Linked DNA regions of Mus musculus: region 2 is linked to region 1. A link is a loop called in an ENCODE intact Hi-C map of the cell type or tissue named here. Cell type or tissue: left cerebral cortex. All regions are shown on one strand.

Region 1 (8,000 bases):
TGCTTCTGTTTCTAGAAGGCTCCCTGCCGCCCTCCTCCCGCTGTTCTGGACTCTAGCAAACAGGTCAGGGACAAGGGTGCCCCAGATGATCTACAGGGTCACTTTCAGAATTTTCCTACGGGGTGGGAGCTGAGCCTGCCGCCCCCTGGCAGCCCTGTGTTGTCCTGTGCTGTGGGGGTGCTCTGGTGTTCCTATTGAGCTGTAGGCTAACAGGCTAGGGTAGGTGTGTCCCTCAGAGTTGGGGCCTAGCAAGGGCAGAACAGACACTATCATGACCGTTTGCTTTTTCTCTAGCCTCATGTACTGGACAGACTGGGGGGAGAACCCCAAAATCGAATGCGCCAACCTAGATGGGAGAGATCGGCATGTCCTGGTGAACACCTCCCTTGGGTGGCCCAACGGACTGGCCCTGGACCTGCAGGAGGGCAAGCTGTACTGGGGGGATGCCAAAACTGATAAAATCGAGGTGAGTGAGGCCCCAGGCACAGATGTGCATGGAGGCATGCACACTTGTAAGAAGCCACCCTGGAAAGTGGCATCATGGAACCAGATTCTTTAGTGTTGCTCTGAAGCCCAGAGTTTCATGCAGAGGCCAGGCCTGGATGCCCTTCACCCCATCCCATGTTTGCTGTGGGTATCACTGAGTGGCTGTGCCCTGCTGTAATGGCCAAAGAGAGTCCTGGAGGAAATTGTGAGGGGTTGGGCCTATGACTTGTTTGGTAGAGTGCTTACCTAGCACCACACACGTGGGGTAGCACATGCCTATAATCTGAGCACTTAGGAGGTGGAGGTGGAGGCAGGAGGATTGGAGTCTGGGGTCCTTGACTGCAAAGTGAATCTGATCACCTAGGATATTAGGATATTGTCTCAGAAAACAAGAAACAAAAACCAAAACAACCAACAACCGCTCCCCCAAAACAAGCAAAAGGGGTATGATTACACACATGTCTTTAATTCTAGCACATGGAAAGAAGAGGCAGACAGACAGATCTTTTGTGAGATTAAGGCCAGCCTGGTCTAAATAGTAAGTTCCAGGCTAGCCAGAACACTGAGCCCGATCTTAAAAAGAAAAACAAAATGGTTTATGGGAATTGTTCAGTGGGGGAATGTGGCTGCTGGGAGTTCTATTCTTGGAACCCACATGCTGGAAGCAGGATCAACTCCTATGACTTTGTTTTAGCCTCTACACATGAGCTGTGCTGCACATGCATGTCTGTCTGTCTGTCTCTCCCATACATACATACATACATACATACACACACACACACACACAAAGAAAAAATTTTAAAAGTTTAAAAATCAAATTAAATATGCAATCTCTTAAAAAATGGTTTCTAATGTTTCATTCCCACAGACTGAGAGGCCTCGGGGAGGTCCGTGCTGGCTTTAAAGCAGGAGGCAGGAGGATTGGTATAAATTTGAGATCAGCTGAGTTACATGGTGAATCCTAGGTCTTTTTGGGCTACATAGTAGGACCCTGTCTCGGAACAAAACACCAGAAACTACCGGGTCCTCGGGTATCCTCCATGCCGCTTAGGAAGTAGATCTGTTGCAGCCATGGCTGTACGATGAGTGTGGCAGCCTTGTACCACAGCAGCTGGTGGTGGGGCTGACAGTCCAGGTTCCCTGAGCAGCGCCTTGTTCGTCAGTGCCTGTGTGTCTTCAGCAGAGCCCCTCGGGTACTTCTGATGGAACCTCAGTGCCTGGTGACCCTGTCAGCATCATGAGTACTTCTTTACTCTCCTTGGGGTGGACATCTTCCCGCTTTTTCTGATAACTTCTTGCTCCTTGTTTGTGGCTGCCACGATTTGTTGAGACCACCATTGAGGACACTCTTTATGGTTCTGGAGTGGCCTGATATGGGTGGCTTCCAAGAGAAGAGACTGCGTCTGAAACTGTTTTCCTGGGGAACAGGCGTCCTCAGTACTGGGGAGGTGAGCTGAGGGTCAGAATTGGCTGCTGTCCTTCTCTTGGGGACAGCGGGAGCTGCCTTGTTTATCATGGGCTTCCCTAGTGATAGTCTCTGTTTTGAAAAAAGGAAACCATCTTGTTGCTCATGAACTTGAAAATGCCTGTCTCCTGAACCAGTAAGCCGAAGCCAGTCTCTTCCTCCAGACAGCTAAGGAGGCTTTGGTACCCTAGCTGCCAGTGGGAGCCTGACAGGGATACCCGGCACCCAGAGATGCTGGACCATGTAGCTGTTGCTCTGTGCTCCCAGCAGAGTGGCCTTTAGTAGGTCCAGTCATAGCCACTGCCCATGCTTCTGGTCCCCAGCCTCTGGGGACACTCTTCACCTTTCTGTCTCTGTGACTGGTTTTCTGGGTATACTTCCTATAACTAGACTTCTCGATGCACCTTTTATGTCCGGCTTTGTTGGGAACATATTCAGGCTCTGTGCTGCCCCGTGCACACTTTCTCCTCTTCTGTAGCCAGTCACGTGACTGTATGGGACACGCCTTGCAGTGTCTCCTCAGTCCTTTGCTCTTGTCCATCTGTCAGGAATGAGATTCCTGTCTATTCATGCACACATTTTTTGTCTGAATACAGTTTCTTCCTTCCCTTGAGTGTATGTCTGGTAGAGGGATTGCAATTTAGGTGGCATTTAAAGTATGATTTACTTTACCAGGGACCAATAAACTCTTCACAGTGGATGCCGTAGTTCATGATCCTGTCAGAAGCCTTTGAGAGTCTGAATTCTCTGCTTGCTGTCGTCCCCCCCCCCCCCCCCCCGTGTAAGCCATAGGTTCACATTAGGTGTTTTCCTTCTCTCTGCACCAATCCAAGTAGAATCTCTAGTTGCTGAACTCTGCCCACCTGCCTCTCCTCTTGAGACCAGCCACTGTGACAGCCACCAAGCTGGCCATGCTTTCTGTCCCATGCAGTCTGCTCCCCATCCTAGAAAACCTATCTCTGGGATCTTCTCTTGGCCCCAGCATCTCTGGGTCTGGAGTTTCCTGAACTCTGCTTGGATCTGTGCCCTCCTTTGGGTCAGAATGGGATGTTCTCTGAATCCCCCCCCCCCCCCAGCCCAATCCTGCCTGGTTTGGGAATTCATGGAAGTGTGTGACCCCAGGGAAGGTGGCAGCTGCAGAATTGGTCCCATGGGAAACTTGAATGACAGCCCCTCCTTAGGCTCAAGGGTCTAGGGAAGACCAGAGACCACCTGAGCTAATTGTGCAGATGTGTAGCAACTAGTCATGATGCTAAAAAGAGGAGCTGGGGATGTAACTTCCTAGTGCTCGAGTATGGCCCTTAGCATGTACAACACACACAGCCACCATAGGACATTTCTGTAATTTCTATTCCCACATGTTAGAGCAGGTAAGAACTGCTTACTCTCATTTCTTCCGGGTCTAAGAGGACCTGTGATCCTTACTAAAGGATGACATGAGGTGTGGTCCCTTAGTCACACAGAGGCGTTCCCCCTGGGAAGCTCTGCCACTGTGCTAGCCCAGATCCAATCTTGTCCTCACCCTGGGTGTGGCTGGACCTGGCCGAGAAAGCTCTGGCCTCTTCTCATTTTGCTTCAGGGCAGCTCAGGAGTGGGAGCCAAGGCGTGGCCACCAGGTATCCGCCACCCGTTTTCCCCAGTTTCTCTGTGGGCTTCTTTCACTGTTCTAGAATGGATCCAAGTAAAGTGTGTTCCTACTGCAGCTCACTTTACCATGCTTGCAAAGTTTAGTTTGATCAATAGGACTAGGGATGTAGCTCGGGTGATAGGATGCCTGTCTGTCGTGCATGAGCTAAACATGGTGGTGCACACCTGTGATCCCAGTGTTAGCAGGCAGAGGCAGGAGGAGCAGAAATGGTGAACTGGAAGCCAGCTTGGGCTATATGAGATCCTATCTCAGGAAAGATAAGGAAGGAAGGAAGAAAAAAAAAAAAGAACACAACAGGGGCAAGGCAAGATGGCTCAGCAGGTGAAGTTGCTTGTGACCAAGCCTGTGATAATTATGTTCAGAGCCTTGGAACCCACATGATGGAAGGTGAGGGCTGATTCCTGATTCTCCTCTGACTTCCATACTCAAACTGTGGCACATGCACTCACTCACAGGGAGGTGGGGCAGAGGAGAGGGTGCAGGGATCTGACTGCTGGCCGGTTAACCCTGGAGCAGTGTCTTTCCTCGGGTGGGGCTTATTTTATCCCAGTCCCAGTTTGGCTTGTATTGTGGAATTAGTCACTAGGTAACCCAGAGCCCTGCTTGTCCATCTCCTCCCTCACCTGCTCTTCCTGAGTCTTTCTCCCCCAGGAGGGGGAGCTCCCTGTGCTAATGGGTTGTGCTGGGGTCAACCATTCCCCCAGACGGTTTACCCATAGCTGGTGGCCTGTGCACCACCTGTGTGTCTTGTAATGGGAACATAAGGATGAACTCTAGCAGGGAAGTGGTTGTCAGATGCACTAGGGAGGCAGAGGCAGGCAGATTTCTGAGTTCAAGGCCAGCCTCGTCTACAGAGTGAGTTCCAGCACAGTCAAGGTTACACAGAGAAACCCTGTCTTGAAAAACAAAACAAAAAACAAAACAAAAGAATGGACTCTGGGCTGTGTGAACTGAGGCTATTTGTTACTGCCCTCTGTTGGTCACTTAACACCATTGAGGCACCTAGCTCAGCCCTAGCTGCAGCCTCCAGCCAAGACCCTTCACACCTCCCGGAGCACCTGCCCCTACCTAGTTCTCAGCAGCTCTGATGGTCTCCAACTCTGAATGGCTATAGATTGGAGCCCAGCTTTGGTCTTTAGTTTGGTCTTTCCGATGCAGGAGACTGAGGCCCATGGGCTGCAAAGACTCATTCAAGGACATTCAATAAAAGATCATGGGATAGAGTGGGGGCGACCCCTGGCAGTAGGCGGCGGAACTACACTGTCTTACCTGCTGCTCTTCACCTCTTGCTGTGAACTGTAGCAGTACAGTATTCAGTGCTAGGCCTGCCTTGTAGTTTTTGCTGTCTGTTCTCCTGATGAGCAAGAAGTACAGCCTTGCTCAGGAGGCCAGCCAAGCTTTGTCTGTAATTACCTGGTGTGTTTCCTCATCCTTTTCTCTGTGCCTGGGATGTCACCATTGCCACTGCTGATCTTCGTGGGTCACCAGAGTCCCACTCATCCTGTGGCTTTAAAAAACAACAACAACAGGGGGCTGGAGAGGTGGTTTAGTGCTTAAGAGCACTGGCTGCTCTTCTATAGGGTCTGAGTTCAATTCCCAGCAAACACATGGTGGCATCTGATGCCCTCTTCTGGCACACAGGTGTACATGCAGATAGAGCACTCATACATAAAATAATTAAAAAAAAAAAAAAAAAAACTAACAACAACAAGAAGAACACCCCAACAAAAGGAGAGTCCTGGGGCTCATGATGGTCTTGACATCGTCATGTAGCTGGGAACGACCCTGACCTTCCTTCCACCTCCTGAGTGCTAGGATCATCTGCGTGCTCTACCAAGCCTAGCTTCTGGTGTGTGGGATCATGCCAGGTGTGCACTGTGCCAGCTGAGCCACACCCCAGCCTAAATGTTTGTTTTAATCGGCATAGTCTTTTCTAGAAGAAGACTTGGCTCTTCTGTGCCAGCATGGACAAGGAAGGAAAGGACCGCCGGTCCGTGGGGTTTGATTTATCACTAGAGGTGCCCAGAAGGGACAAACCTGCCCAGATTGTGGTTTGGCCTGGCCCTTTGAAACTGTGCTGTATGCCTACCCAGGGCCTAAGCAGACGTTGCTAATAGATCCCAGGAAGCCTTCCCATAGAGCTCGCCCTGTAAGTAGTCCAGGCCCCCACTCATGCCTCATCAGCAGTCAGGGAGAGAGGACTCTTGGCCTGTTCAGTGTGCACACCAGACTACAGAGGCTGTAGGACATGGGAAGTGTCACTTGTCTGGTAATAGCTGGCCTCTTGTGGCACTTGGTTAGGTGCTGATAAAGAGGAGCCTCTGGGGCAACTTGAGCCTGAGGCAGGCCCCAGGTTGGTTCTTGGTTGGTACAGCCCCTGCCTATCCAGACTCCCGTTTTTGCCCTCACACAGGTGATCAACATAGATGGGACAAAGCGGAAGACCCTGCTTGAGGACAAGCTCCCACATATTTTTGGGTTCACACTGCTGGGGGACTTCATCTACTGGACCGACTGGCAGAGACGCAGTATTGAAAGGGTCCACAAGGTCAAGGCCAGCCGGGATGTCATCATTGATCAACTCCCCGACCTGATGGGACTCAAAGCTGTGAATGTGGCCAAGGTTGTCGGTGAGTCTTGGAGCTCTGAGCCATGGCTCCACTTGGCCAGTTGGCCCCAGGAAAGGTGACAGGATCAGACGTGGGCTTGGTGTCCAGAAGGGTGTTTCACTCTAAGGATGGACAAGACAGGAAATGGTGACTGGATAGGTGAGAGTAGGGGTGGCCAGGAAGAGAGAAGGGAGTGGTCACGGATTAGCTGTGTTGGGAATAACTGTGGCTGATGTGTCACTTCTTGCTGAATGCCAGGCCTTGGTAAGAGCTTCAGTGCCTGAGGCCAGCTGTATGCTAATGCTAGTGTCCTCATGAACACTGGGGATGGAGGGACAAGGCCATTTGAGGAACAAGTGGAAACCTGGGACTCAGTGCATCTGCCTTGCTTTTGTCATCGAGCCTGGCTGTGATTCTCAAATACACACCTTTTACCTGACAGGCAGGATGGTAAAAGAGTGTACTTTCTGAGGACTCCAAACGTGGGTCTGTATGGTGGGGACCAAGGACCGTTTGACGAAGGATGGGCTCTGTTCCAGTCTGCCACTCCCATGCTTGGTGCCACACCTGGGCCATGCTTACACGTCTCAGGTAGCCTTTGTCTAGTAAATAAATGCAGGAATAGCCCTCAGTGGTTTGGGCCACTCTTATAGTCAGCAGGTAGGTGTGGTGTTTAGAGAGCTGCCTCAGCCTGGAGAGTGGCTCAGGAGCTCACAGTGCCTCCTGGTCTCCTGGAAGACCCAGGCTCTGTTCCCAACCCAACCAACTGTAACTTCAGCTCCAGAGGCATCCGATGTTCTCTTCTGACTTTCTTCAGCATTTGCACACATGTGACACACACACACATAATAATAAAACAAGAAAACAAAAGAAGACAAAAAAGGAACCAAATCTATGGGCTGGTGAGATGGCTCAGTGAGTGGAGGTGCTTGCCGCCAAGCCTGATACCCTGAGTTCAATGCTCAGGTCCCACATGGTGGCAGAAGGCACCAATACCTAAAAGTTGTCCTTTTACCTTCACATGTGTGCTATGGCATGTGCATTTATGTGTGTAAGCATGTCACACGTACACACATGTAGGCACACAAGCAGGCACACATGCAGGCACATGTACATCCACATATATCACGCATACACCCATACATATTGCATTCACATGGGGACACACAAGTACACATGTGTATACACTCATACCGCACACTCACATACACATGTGCATACACACAGGCACAAGCACATACGCTCATACATACCACACACAACCACACACAGTAAATGCGACCGAGCTGCCCGGCTTTAGCAGTAGGAGGCAGGTGGTTGAGCTTGTATCTGCAGGATCAGGCAGGGGGTGCCTGGCAGAAGAAGAGAGACAGCTGAACAAAGACCCATCAGGGAGGCAGCATGGGTGACCAGCTTGTATGTCCTGTCACTGTGGTAGGCCACATGGCAACCTGCAGGGCTGACAGGCTTCATTTCACCAGCCACCTGTGAAAATGCAGCTGGCACGTGCGGGCACCGAAGGCCAGGTCCACCTGCGTCTATTGGGAAGCAATCCTGCCCGGGCTGCCAAGTCAACTTGAGAAGCTGCCCCTTCACCCCGTTTGTTATCGATAAGGAGAAGAACACTCCTTTTGTAGTTTAAATTCTTAACATAAGTTGCTAAGGCTGTAGTTTGGAAGCAGAGTAAGATAACAGGCTGGCTCAGAAAAAAATGACTGATACCTTCTGAGTGCTCTAATCAAAGACAGATGTCATTGGCTGGCCATGGCACACCTGCATTTTATAGGTTGCT
Region 2 (8,000 bases), 61 kb before region 1:
CCTCACCCATATTCTTCCAAGTAACCCCAATAAAACTCATGGCTTACCAAGTTGGACTTTGGTGGTATCTGTGCCTTGGTCTGTTGTGGGCTCCCTGTCTGGGTTGAGTAGATGTGTGTTGTATCTCTCCAGGAAATATTTTGTCCCACAACAGTGTGTGCTGATGCAGTGGTATCCATATGGCAGTCAGAGGACAACCTGTGTGGATCAGTCTTCTTCCCCTACTACAGGTCATCCATCAGGCCTGGTGGCAAGTACCCACCATCTGAGCCATCTCACTGGTATGCCATTTTCAAATTTGGAACGCAGCTATGAACTATGAAGCACCCCAGTGTTCCCCTTCTGTTCTCTATAGCTAGCCTCCCCATCTAGGGCTCCCCACCTGCACCTCAGATGCCTCTGCTGACATCCTAGAGACCTGCCATCCTCGTGCTGTTCCTAGAGACTTGCAGTCTGTGGGTCAGAAACAATGGACAGAAAATAGGGCAAGGGGCTGGTGAGATGGCTCAGTGGGTAAGAGCACCCGACTGCTCTTCCGAAGGTCCAGGGTTCAAATCCCAGCAACCACATGGTGGCTCACAACCATCTGTAACAAGATCTGACTCCCTCTTCTGGTGTGTCTGAGGACAGCTACAGTGTACTTACATATAATAATAAATAAATCTTTAAAAAAAAAAAAAAAAAGAAAATAGGGCAAGTGTGTGGGTGCCCAGGCTTGGGCTTAATGTGACTTCTGTGCAGGGCTAGTGCTCACCAGAGAGGACAGGCTGGTCCTTGGGAGCCTGAAGCACGCGGTGGGACAGAGGCTGTGAACTCCAGGGGATTCTGCTGGTGCTGTAGAGTACAAGATGGAATGGAAGGAAGGTCAGCTCCGAGGGAGTCTGCAGTCTGGCGCTTGGGCTTGGAGGTAGGATGGAGACTGACCCAAGGTTTAGAGCAGCTCAGCCCAGGGTGAGGTGAAGGTGCCGTTTCCCATCCTGTCTGGTATTAAGGCTCTCCCTCTGTACCACCTCTTCCCACGTGGGCCAGCATTTCTTCCCTTTTCACAGTCTCAGCCCTGTCCAGCACTCAGGGTGCTTCCTTAATGAAAGAAAATCAGATCTTTACTTCTGTTGCTCATTTAACAAATTTTTTTTTGTTTTTGTTTTTGTTTTTGGAGACAGGGCTTCTCTGTGTAGCCCTGGCTGTCCTGGAACTCACTTTGTAGACCAGGCTGGCCTCGAACTCAGAAATCTGCCTGCCTTTGCCTCCTGAGTGCTGGGATTAAAGGCGTGAGCCACCATGCCCCGCCTAATTTTTTTTTTTTTTTTAATTGGGCACCTACTATGTGCTGGGTCCTGGCCTAGACACAGAAAACAAAACAGACAAATCTTGGCATTTCTGCTGTAATGGAAGGAAAAGAAAGCAAACATACACCCTGCTAGGTGATAGGAACTGTCAGCTAGGGCGGCTTAGAGAGTGGAGAGGCAGTATGGTTTTCAAGAACTAAGTGGGATAAGAGTCCCAGCAATGAGGCCCTCCCCCAGGCAAGACAGTGCCCATCTCTGCAAGGGGCCATTACAGTTGCAGCCCATAAGATGGAGTTGAGAAGTAACGGAGGTGTGGCTAGGCCAGGCCGTGTGAGCCCAAGGCTTCAGCTTCCTCTCTGACCGGTGGGAGGAGTGGTGAGGTCTGGCTTATTTAACAAGCTCCCTGGCTGCAGGGAGAGGAGGCCTCAGAAAAATCAAGGCTGAAAGAGGAAGGCCTTGGGGGATGGGTGAGAGTGGGGCTAGAGAAGGGGGTTGTGCTCTTGGCTCTGTGTTGAAGGTGGAGGGGGGATGGGGGTTGGGCTTGGGTGAGAAGGAACCAGCAAGGACACTAGCTGCTCTAGTCCCCAGTCCCCTGACTGCCCCTGAGACCTCCTGACTCCTCTTCCGGTCAGAGACTGGATACAGCCACCCCAGGAGACTGCTCTTCCTGAACCACTGGCCTGCTTCCGCATTGAAATCTCTGCCCTGACCCTTGGAACCCTGGTGTGGGTCCCCTCCCCCTACTAGCTGGTCCCTGGTCTTCATGTTTTCCTATTAGAAGACAAGTTTGGGGAGTCAGTTCTCTTTTCTTCTGCGATCCTAGGGTTGAACTTAGGTCAACGGGAGCCATCTTGCTGGCCAGCCTTGACCTGCCTTTTGCTCCTTCTGTTTATCAGGTCCGGTTTATGCAGCGCTGGGAGAGCTGTGCACACTAGGGAACCAAGGGCTCTATCAACTCTTTTTAAACAGGGTCTCGCAGGTAGCCCAGGCTGGCCTCAAACTCATGGCAAGCCTCCTGCCTCAATCTCCCGAGGCTGGACACCATGTCAGACTTATAAGTAAAGTCATACACACTTGAGCGCCATGTCACTTTCCCGGCTACTCACTCCTTTGTTTGGGCTCTTATTTTTGTCTCTTCCTAGCATAAACCACAGGAGGGCAGAGGCACCCTCCTGACCACCTCAGCTTCTGTCCTTCCTCTCTACCTTGCAAGGTGGACACTGCCATTAGCTTACTTTCTAAGGACATGAAATGATTTCACCTACACCTGCCTGCCCAAGGTGTGAGGTTCTAGAAAGCACTGCCGGAGAGAGAAGGCTCAGCAGTTAGAAGCACTTACTGCTCTTTTAGAGACCTGGGTTTGGTTCCCTGCAGTCACCTGGTGGCTCACACCTCTAACTCCAGTCCCAGGGGACCCCCACACCCTATTCTGGTTTCCTTCCCGCATGTGGTGCACATACATGCGTGCAAACACTCATACACATACAACAAAAAGTAAATCTAAAAGTAAAAGCCCCCAGTTCCTCCAGCAGTATCCGCTTTTGCGCCTGTTCCCGCGTGCATCCCAAGTGGGGCGGTATGTCTCTGGGCCAGGTGGCTACAGTTGTGGTGAAAGAGCCCAAAGCTGGCTTCGGAGACCTTTGGCTTCCAGCCCTGAGGCCTCCTGACTGTGTGGGTCATGCTTCCACGTGCCTCAGTTTCCTCACCTGTCAGTACAGAGACTTGGCAGGTGACCCACCTGCTTGCCCGGCCTCTCCTGTCGCGGGCCCGGAGAGACCCGCCTGCCCGGCTCCCGGGCGCCCGCAGGAGGGCGCGGCTTGGCGGGGGGCGCGGGCGGCGCGGGGGGCGGAGACCGGCTCGGCTTCCGCTCCCTCCTCCCGCGTCGTCTTGGGCCGCGGCGCCCGAGGCGGGAGCAAGAGGCGCCGGGAGCCGCGAGGATCCACCGCCGCCGCGCGCGCCATGGAGCCCGAGTGAGCGCGCGGCGCTCCCGGCCGCCGGACGACATGGAAACGGCGCCGACCCGGGCCCCTCCGCCGCCGCCGCCGCCGCTGCTGCTGCTGGTGCTGTACTGCAGCTTGGTCCCCGCCGCGGGTAAGGTGGGCGCGGGGGACAATGGCCGGGGCCGCAAGCAGCCACTTTGCAAGTTGCGGACGAGTTGGAGCGCGCTCCGGGGGACCACGCGCCGGGGGACCTCGCGCGGGCCCTTTGTCTCTCCCGCCGGGGCCCCTCCCTGGGGACCGAGCCCGCCAGGTGCGGCGCGGGCGGGCCCTCACCTGCCCAAGGCTCGGGACGCCGGGCGCGCTCAGGAGTGCGCCCACGGGCATCGCGATGGCCCGGGACAGGCCTGGCCTATCGCGAACTACTGGGAAAACTTTTCGCGAGCCTGCTTGCGGCGGCCGGCCTACCGAGCCCTGGGAAGTGCCAGAAGTTGCTAGCTAGGAAGTTCGGAGAGCCCTGCGCGGGGCGGCCTGGCCCTGGGCTGCTGTCGCTTTGACCTGCGTGGGCTGTCAGCCTTCCAAACCGACTGACACCTGCCAGGTGTCCCCGTGACCCCAGTGACCCATCTGACCGCTCGGGCCCCCAAGCGGTGGCCAGGCACCCAGCCCCGCTGACCAGTGCCCAGCCCCGAGATCGGTTGCGTGGGTGCCTTGGTGTGGGGAGGTATGGTTCTGCCTCAGTTGGACCCACCTTTAGGGAAGTGGCCCGCTCGGGAACTTTCTAACTTTTTTTTGGTGTGTCCTGAGGGGTGGAGCTGAGGTCAGGAGGACTCTCGAGAAACGAAGCAGTTGGAAACGCTACACATGTTCTTTTAATTCGGAGATTGCCATGTGGTTTTTAAAGCAAGGCTCTTGCCACCTAAATCATTGTTTTCGGGTGTTTGTGTTTTGTTTTTCTGGAGTGTGGCTGTCCAAGGGTCCGGCAGATACTCTTGAACTCCCGGGTGGTGGTGATGGCAGTTTGGGGCGGGGTAGGGGACAACCTCAGGTCCCTTTGTCTGGGCCTTATTAAGGCGAACAGCTGTCCCCCTGTGTATTTCCAGGGTAGACACTTGAGGGAGGTGGCTGGGCCTGGCTCTGTGCTCAGATTCCCTGGGCTGCAGTCTCTTCCACCTATGTTTGGGGGGAGGGGTCGAGGGGAGCTGGCTTCATCCAGTCTTGGAGCTCTCAAGCTCAGCCAGAGGGCTCTTGGGGAGTCTCCCCCTAAATTTGTCTCCCTCGGGATCATGTTTACATTTTCAGGCCATCTCTGGTGTTAGCAAAACAAGGCGAAGACAAAACTGTGACAGGCTGTGGGAAGTCCAGGCCAGTTCTACTCTTCCCGGAAATGCCTGGGTCGTGACTGCAGAAGGGGTATGGGGCAGCTATTTGTTTTAAAGGTGGGGTTTGTAAGCCGACTTTCCTGTCCTAGGTAGGATTGACATTACTCTGGGATCCCCTAGCCTGTCATCTGGTATCCCAAATTGAACATCTTTATAGTTTGGTGGTGTGTGCGGCAAAAATAGAGTCGATTATTTTAACATTAGGAAGCCAGGCCCCAGGAGTACCAGCTGATGGGGTAGTCCAGGCCTAAAATGGAAGCAAAGAGAAGAATCTTCCTGAAGCTCTTATTTGAGTGTTTTTGGCTGTGCGACCCCCAAATGTCTGTCTGAGATTCTTGCTTTGGGAGTCTGGAGAGAAGGGAGTGAGTGGGCAGCTAATTATTTTTCCTGATTGCTTCCTGTTGCAAATTGAAGCTGTGAGCCCACAGAAAAGCCTTTGTTCTAGTGGTCCCTGAATTCCCCATTCTGGAAGCCCTAGGCTTTCCTTCTCACCGCCTAAAGCACTCACTTGTCCCTGGACCAGCCTAGCCTGTCTGGCCCCCTGGAGGAGGTTCCTGCAGTTGTGGGCTGTCTACCCCTGGGAGGGCCCAGCCAGCACATGTTGGGTTATATTGGGTTAAATGCTGAGCAGAGTCCCCTCTGTGCAAGAAATTACCCAGGCAACCTGTTTGTCCTAAGCTTCTCTGGGGAAAGCCACCTCCTGGCCCCAACATAGTTGGAACCCTTTTTATTTTGACTACACAGTGTCATTACTCAGGCATCTAGCAGAATTTGCACAGGGGTGTGGGGGTGGGGTACAGCCAGGTGAGGACTCTGTCACCTGCTTTGCAAGTGGGTGCCCCAGGGTTGGAGCAGGAGGTGATCATCTGACCAAGGTGTTTTGTTTTGTTTTTGAGGCATAGTTTCTCTGTGTAGCTCTAGTTGTCTTGGAACTCCCTTTGTAGACCAGGCTGGCCTCCAACACAAAGATCCACCTGCCTGTGCTTCCTGAGTGATGGATTAAAGGCATGGGCTACCACCACCCAGCTCTATAGGGTTTTCATGTCCAGTTGCTGTTTGTCTTTGGGAGGCTTACATAGCCTCTCTGTGCTGAGTCCTCTCTTCTCTTATATCGTTCGGTGGGAAGCATTTGGTACATGCAGCCCAGGTCTGGGGTAGTGGTGGCAGAGCTTTGAGGACAGTTGTGTGTCATGGCCTTTGATCTGGCCTGGGAATTCTGGAGCTGTTGTTACATGGTTTGGGTTTTTTTTTTTTCCTTTTTGTATGTTCATATGTGTGCATGCCTGTGCATGTAAAGGTCAGAGGTCAGCCTTCAGTGGTTTTCCTCAGGAGTCGTCATGTGCATATGGAAATTAAAGGTCAACCCGGGGAAGTGCTTCTCAAGAACCATCTACCTTGTTCTTTGAGACAAGGTCTCTCACTGGAACTTGGGTCTCACTGATTGATAAACCTCTGTGACTGGCTCTTTACCTGAGTACTGGGTGTGTGTCCCGCTTGATAGCACACACTTTCCCAGCTGAGCTGTCTTCTCAGGTCTGGGCTTTTCTTCTGTGTTGTGATCTTGGCTACCAAGTGGCTGATGGCTTTACCTCTGCAGCCACAGATGAGGATGGGGAAATAATGCCACATGGGCAGGGCCCTGGGGCCCACAGCCGAGTGCCAGCCTTGCCACTTAATGTGGGGAGGTAGGCAGATGACTCCATCTTGCTTCTCCCCTTAGCAACATGGTCATGAAAATCCTTTCTGCCACTAATTTAGTGACTTCTTAATGGAGTCATGGCTGCCATTATGTACCCGTTTTTCTGGTGACTGGTGCCAGGTTAGGCTTTCTAAGGACAGTGTGGCATACAGACAGTCTCTGTGCCTGGTGTCATGGGGATGGGCATGTTGGGGACAGGGGCTATGGGCGAAATGAATCCTGGGCACATAGACCAGAGAGGTTCCAGTCTACTGTGAGAGGTCAGCTTGTGCTGTGTGACCTAGAGGCTAGGAAGCCTCTGGGGAGATTGAACAAGGACGGGAGGACACGCAACCTGGAGTCAGTCAGGGAGTCTGAGGTGAACAGTGTGGAGCTGGGGTTATTATTATTATTACTTTTATTACTACTACTATTGGTTACTTTTTTAAAATTTGAGAACAGAGTTGACAGTAACTGTGTTCGGCTTGAAACTAGATGTGTAGACTAGGGTGACCTTGAACTACTCACAAAGATCTTCCTGCCTCTGCCTCTGCCTCTCGAGCACTGGGATTAAAGATGTGTGCCACCATACTTGGCTCTGGAACTGATTTTTTTTTTTAAAAGACTTGTTTGTATTTTAAGTTATGTGTGCACGTGTGTGAGTGCAGTTTACCACTGGGGTTCAGAAGAGGGCATCGATCCCCTGGAACTAGAAGTACAAGCCATTGTGAGGTGCCCAGGTACATGCTGGGACCACACTCAGGTCCTCCGCCAGAGCAGAAACTATGGGAGCAGCAGCTGGGTTCACTGTCATCTAAGATTCACGAGGTGGAGGCCGGAGGGGCCCCAGCTCAAGGTCAGCCCTCTCCCATCAACCAAGAAATAAAAATTAAAAATTGGGATTAAAGGTCCTGGAGAGATGGCTTAGTGGTTAAAAACACTTAACCTGGTCTTATTAGAGGACCAGGGTTCAGTTCCCAGCATGCACGTGGCAGCTCACAACCATTTGTAGCTTCAGTCCCAGGTGATCCATCACCCCATCACCCCTCTGTGGCACATAAATAGGTAAACTGTGCATACACATGAAATAAAAGCAAATCTTACAAATGTTGGGGTTGGAGCTTACACCTAGGAGTTAACAGCTCTCCCAAGCATGCCGGGCCCAGGCACTGGACTTATGTGGATTACAGTCATTATTATAAAACCTTTTCATTGTTCCAAAGCAAACCCCATTTTTATTGAACAGTGGTTTCCCATCTCTTTACTACAGTTTTTGTTTTGTGTCTGGGATCTGCCTGTTCTGGGCACTTTTGGAGGGTGGTAGGAGTGATGGTATCTTTCTGTGTTGCCTAGGCTGGCCTTGAACTCCTGGGCTCAAGTGATTCCCCCTGCCTCAGCCTCCTGGGTAGTTAGCATTAGCCAGCTTGTACCTGGCTGGATTTCATATGTATTCTGTCTGACATCTTTGTAGCATGTGGCAGTCCATCCCCCTTTTTATGGCTGAGTGATATCTGCTATGCAGATAGACCAGAGTTTATCTGTTTGTTCACTGGTTGACTTGTCCTGGTTGTCTGTGGCTTTCAGCAAATGAGCTGCAGGGGGGCTGGGGGGGGGGACGGGGACGGGGACGGGAACGGGACTGTGGCAGGAGGTTCAGAAGTGTGACAGGCAATGGGGACAAGCTGGACAGACTGTGCTGGCCTCCAGCCAGTCT

Evidence for each region. Peaks named below come from ENCODE experiments on the same cell type or tissue, not always from the same donor. Only the 100,000 strongest peaks of a DNase experiment are listed, where the experiment ranks them.
Region 2: a loop joins it to region 1, with 2.4 times the contacts of the local background. A loop is called at or near these places in 11 of 42 quality-filtered maps.

The regions. Positions count from the first base shown.
Region 1 is chr19:3,620,739-3,628,738 of GRCm38, reverse strand. It overlaps Lrp5 (low density lipoprotein receptor-related protein 5), which reads left to right. Exons shown (of 23, transcript NM_008513.3): 7 at 295-466; 8 at 6,013-6,229. Among named protein-coding and RNA genes, the nearest start is that of n-TAagc9, 48 kb to the right of the region's middle. In left cerebral cortex, a CTCF peak has its summit at 4,610 (motif pointing left); a DNase peak (open chromatin) is centred at 4,820.
Region 2 is chr19:3,681,735-3,689,734 of GRCm38, reverse strand. Lrp5 (low density lipoprotein receptor-related protein 5) reads left to right here and starts at 3,171. Exons shown (of 23, transcript NM_008513.3): 1 at 3,171-3,380. The coding sequence starts at 3,293. Gm36672 (a long non-coding RNA gene) reads right to left here and starts at 3,185. Exons shown (of 4, transcript XR_388279.4): 1 at 2,996-3,185; 2 at 925-1,080; 3 at 755-834. It overlaps Gm36608 (predicted gene, 36608), which reads left to right. Exons shown (of 3, transcript NR_167751.1): 3 at 1-51. In left cerebral cortex, a CTCF peak has its summit at 3,055; DNase peaks (open chromatin) are centred at 1,762, 1,788 and 3,147; H3K4me3 peaks cover 1,806 bases; H3K27ac peaks cover 1,441 bases.